2 separate regions of the Homo sapiens genome follow, and region 2 is linked to region 1. A link is an interaction called in ENCODE POLR2A ChIA-PET data of the cell type or tissue named here. Cell type or tissue: GM12878. All regions are shown on one strand. Region 1 overlaps RREB1 (ras responsive element binding protein 1). Region 2 has its middle 21 kb from the start of RREB1.

The links. ChIA-PET counts read pairs that join two places held together with the same protein. Peaks named below come from ENCODE experiments on the same cell type or tissue, not always from the same donor. Only the 100,000 strongest peaks of a DNase experiment are listed, where the experiment ranks them.
Region 2: POLR2A ChIA-PET joins it to region 1 with 6 read pairs; 6 of 35 experiments call an interaction of 5 or more read pairs at or near these places.

What each region holds. Positions count from the first base shown.
Region 1 is chr6:7,161,458-7,163,957 of GRCh38, reverse strand. All of the region lies in intron 1 of RREB1 (ras responsive element binding protein 1), which reads right to left. Among named protein-coding and RNA genes, the nearest start is that of RREB1, 55 kb to the right of the region's middle. RefSeq lists an enhancer at 1-241. In GM12878, no CTCF peak of the experiment used is centred here; no DNase peak of the experiment used is centred here.
Region 2 is chr6:7,085,358-7,087,857 of GRCh38, reverse strand. No RefSeq gene overlaps it. Among named protein-coding and RNA genes, the nearest start is that of RREB1, 21 kb to the left of the region's middle. RefSeq lists an enhancer at 1,706-1,795. In GM12878, a CTCF peak has its summit at 1,246; DNase peaks (open chromatin) are centred at 287 and 1,217; H3K4me3 peaks cover 1,379 bases; H3K27ac peaks cover 1,330 bases.

The DNA of each region.
Region 1 (2,500 bases):
AAACGGCAAGTACTCTTCAGCATCCTCAATTTCCTCCCAGCCACGAAGTCAGGAACAACCTGTACAGACAAAGAAAATAGAAAACTTGCGAAACAATGGCATCTATCATGCTCACTGGATATGTCCGAGGAAACTTTTTCAAAGTCCTTGAAGATGCTTCATTATACTTCTGCAAAGAAAATGCAGTCCACTATACCCAGGCACACACGTGCTCACACAAACTCAATTTCATGCTCTGCCAGCCCCACAACTAAAACGCTGAAGTGCCAGGCGCGGTGGCTCACGCCTGTAATCCCAGCACTTTGGGAGGCCGAGGCGGGCAGATCATGAGGTCAGGAGATCGAGACCATCCTGGCTAACACGGTGAAACCCCATCTCTACTAAAAATACAAAAAAAAATTAGCCGGGCGTGGTGGCGGGTGCCTGTAGTCCCAGCTACTCAGGAGGCTGAGGCAGGAGAATGGTGTGAACCCAGGAGGTAGAGCTTGCAGTGAGCCAAGATAGCACCATTGCACTCCAGCCTGGGCAACAGAGCAAGACTCTTTCTCAATAAATAAATAAATAAAATAAAATAAAACGCTGAAGTCAAAGAACAGCCTCAGTCACCAAACCAATTTAGAATGGGAACTAACACATTTCCACGAAGTATTTCAGAGGCCAGTGACTTCCTGGAGTGCTCCCAATCTGCAAACAGAATTTTCCTAAGGGGTAAAAAAAAGGCTCAACAGATTATACAAATGGCTACCTGGCCACGGTAAATATGTGAGAAAAAACTCACTGTCTCTTTATTCCTTGTAGTTAAACTTTAACGCTCTGCTCTCATCAAGGGAAGAATAGTCCTTTCAAGGCTTCCTCCAAAAGACACTGCTAATTATGGTGATGGCTTTCTCTTACCCTACTAGTCAAGATTCACTTTTAATGGATGAGAGTTTGGAAGATAGATATGCAAGTGTGGTGGTGGGTACCTGTAGTCCCAGCTACTCAGGAAGCTGAGGTGGGAGGATCGCCTGAGCCCAGGGAGGTTGAGGCTACAGTGAGCACTGACCGTGACACTGCACTCTAGCCTAGGCAACAGAGTGAGACCCTCTCTCAAAAAATGAAAAAATAAAAAAATAAAAATAAAATAAAATAAAATAAAGGGGAGCAGTCTACTCAGTTTCCTGCAGCTGGAGTTGTAGGCCCATCCTTGCTGCTTTCAGAGTGTATCCAATCCGTAGGCAGAGAAAAATGGGTATTCTCAGCATGTTGTTAAAATTAGTGGCTTAAAATATTCTATACTGTTTGTATACCCTACACATAGGGTAAGGTTTGGGATCTGTGCGAAAACCTGGGAGATTATGACGATCATCCTCAGACATCTAAGGCTACTAACATTCCAGGTGCCAGAACCACCAAGAGCTGTAAGACAGAGAGCCCTGGCTTCCTATGTCAGAGGAAACACAGAGAGGGAAATTTCAACTCCAGGGAACCTGGAGTATGAGCCAAACACTTCCAGAGCTGCAGTGGCTCACCAGAGGTAAGCACCACTGAGTGCAAGGCGAGGGCAGCACAGCAAAAGCAAACCTGAGCTTGAAGAAGAGATTCGCCTCCCAGCCACACGCAGAAAGCTGTTAACACAGTGTGCAGAAAAAGCAGATGATTTGCTGAGTTTCTCACAATGCTGAATTCATTCTTTTTTTTTTTTAGGGTAAACTGCCATCTTTTAAAATGAGATAAAGACAGTAGATGGTAGAGATCATTTTTTAATGCCCTTACTTAGCAAAATAAAAAAACGGCAACCTTGTGTCTAACTGCAAAAGTTTTGTGTGTCTTGTCCATGAAAACAAAACCCCTGGGAGCTATCAGAGTGCACCAGTGTGTTTTGAGAAAGGAGGGAGAGTGCAGTGGGGGAAATGGCAAAGATGCGGCTGGCAGAATGATGCTGGGCTCAAGGTTCCATCTAAGAGCCATGAACTTTATCCTGTTGCTCTGGAAACCCACTGAAGGGCCCCTCCTCACAATTTTTAAAGCCCACGATGAAATAATCGTATCCACAGCTTAAAAAGCTCTTGGTAGCAGATTTAAAAATGGACAATCAGAGGTATATAACCCAGTTAGGAGGCACTGCCATACTCTTAAGGGACAGGGGCACTACAGCTGGTGGGTGGAAGCAATGCTGTAGAGAAGGAACCAAAAGGAGGCCAGGCAGGCGTCGAGAATGAAGGGCAGGAGTTAGGAAGAGAGCTCCCAGGACAGGAGAGAGTAAAGAGCATGGATGGTTATCAAGTAGGATTTAGAGGAGTTTTGTTTTAAAGCAAACCTACAAATAAATATCTATAACCAAAATGCAGCAGATGGGGAAAAACAGCTGGTTTTGAGAAAGATAGGAAAGGAGGGCATGGGGGATCCCAGGCACAGGAAGATGAAACACAGTGAAACATAACACAAACACAGGCAACCATACTAATATACATGTTAATTGTCAAACTGAACTCTATGAACAGTTGTACCTCTTTCTCTT
Region 2 (2,500 bases), 76 kb after region 1:
ATGACTCAAACCAAAGACCACGGGACGCCACAGGAAACCGAATGCTGGAACCATAAAACAACGCAGAGCAATTTCTTTATTGCCATCTCCTCAGCTTAGAACTTTTCACAGAAGTAATTTATGAAGGGCAAAGTTCTCAGCCCATGGAACTCCAGGGGTTTGGCTTATCTGGTGCATAGAGAGTTCTTTCCTGTTTCACAGAGAACACTGGAGGAGCTTTTCTGTGGAGCTGTGAAGGATGACACCATGTCATAAATGAAAGGTGAAAATGAGTACGCCTGAGACGTCTGCCCTGAGTACTTGCTTCAACAGTCTAAGCTCCAGTTTCAGGGATTATTTTGAGAACTTAATTTAGCTGTAGTCAAACATGCCCATTTGTAAGGGGCCTAAATAAGTCACCTGTCTTTAAGCCCAAGGTCTGAAGCACCATTCAGCTCCTCCAGCATTGTTTGCAATACAAAGATACAAGCACACTTTTCTTTTTAAAATCTGGTCCAATGGCTCTCTGAAGCTGCCTTTAGTCTTCTAAAGGCTCTTTGGCCACCTACTGGATTTTTTCAGTGCCAGAGCTGGGCAGAAAAAGAGCAACTTACTGCCCTTGTTCAAAGGAAAGCGAGAAGAGTTGCAGACTGGAAGCTAGACAGACTTTGTTATTCAGTACCCTCAGGGATTTGCAAGAGAATACCTCAGACACAGTCTGTCACTACCCTTCTCTCCAGGAAAAGCCAATTATTTCTCCAACCTAAGGAGTCCGGCACGAATGGAAAAGCTTCTATGACATCTTTATTGTGGGCAAAAGGAGGGAAAAAGAAAAGTGACAAAATTAAAGTATTTTGCTTATTTTTTGTAAGTTACCAGAGGAAAGATGTTTAAATGACTTGCCAGTTTTTTTCCCCCCTCATATTTAAAAAAGGATTATCAGCTACTTTCACTTTCTAATGAACAGTTCTAGTCTTCTAAAGGAATTCTGTGTGGGACATTTAATTTAAACTGAAATCATTCTGATTAATAAAAAGAGGTGGAAACCTCCTGTTCTTTTTTTTTTTTTTGTATCGAACACGTGAATTCTGTTAGATGTGGCCCTTGAGATCAGAGAGCGAAGCTAGAAAAAAATGGAAGTTACGACTCATTCAGGAAGAACACACTGAAAGTGAAAGATTCATTAAGAATGCGTCTTTAATTCTCAGATAGTGCAGGGGAAGAGGAGCAGGCGCACAGATGGAAGCTGAGGAAGGCTGGGCTGACGGGGTCGCTGTGGGTGCAGCCAGGGTGTAGGGTGTGCTGGAAACTCATCAGAGTCATTTGAGCAACCTCGGTCATGGTTGTGGACATCAGGCTTCCAAAACTACAATTTTTCAAAATCAGATCAGAGTCTGAGAGGTGCTGGTAGTTAGGGACTGTGCCTTAGGTACTGACCCTGAAAGGTGGTGCTGCCTTGAAGGAGGCCTGGTGAGGTGACTTCAAAATGCATACCGGCCAGCGGGGGAAGGACCCAGAGCCCACCTATTAAATGAGTCTAACAGTCATTTAATAAATTGGGAAATTGGGATTCTGAAAGCTGATGTGTGACTTGCTGAAAGTCCAAAGCTACTCAGAGCAGCAAAGCTAAGCAGAGCTGAGACTTAGATTCAGACCTCCTGACCCCAAGAATTGAGAGTTCAGCAGTCTTCTATGTGAAACTCAAAAGCATCCACTGATGCTAGCATCTGTCAGAGAGAGGCAGGACAAGGCCAAGGCCACATGGCTGTGAGCTAGCATCACCAGCCTCTGCTCTGTCATCAGGAGGCATGGCATTGGTACAGATCCCTGGAACCCTGCCAAGTGCTCCAGGCTTTGAGGGCAGCCTCTTCAGCAGTGAAAGAAATCAGGGAAAGACAGGAAAGCCCCTCCAAGGTCAGCGGGCTAGGATGCAAACCACCCAGATGGCCCCCCAGGCTTGCATATCCCTTGGGGCTTTTCATCCGCCTTGGGTCTTTCTAGGTGTTCTGGCATCTCAAGTTGCTTGAAGCATTGCTTTTATTTACCTCTCTGTTGTCTTTCCTTTCTGTCTTCCAAGCAGCTAAGGATACCCCTTGTAGACCTGGTCTCCTCCAGTTTCCTTAACCCATTCTATTTTTTTTTTTTCTTTTTTTGAGATGGAGTTTCGCTCTTGTTGCCCAGGCTGGAGTGCAGTGGTGTGATCTCGGCTCACTGAAACCTCCGCCTCCCAGGTTCAAGCGATTCCTGCCTCAGCCTCCCAAGTAGCTGGGATTACAGGCATGTGCCACCACGCCCGGCTAATTTTGTATTTTTAGTAGAGACGGGGTTTCTCCCTGTTGTTCAGGCTGGTCTCGAACTCCTGACCTCAGATGACCTGCCCTCCTTGGCCTCCCAAAGTGCTGGGATTACAGGCGTGGGCCACGGCGCCCGGCCCTCCTTAACCCATTTATAGTGAATTTCAGAGCAACAAAACATTGCATTTTCAATAAATCTGGATTATGAAGTTGGAAACAAATAAAAG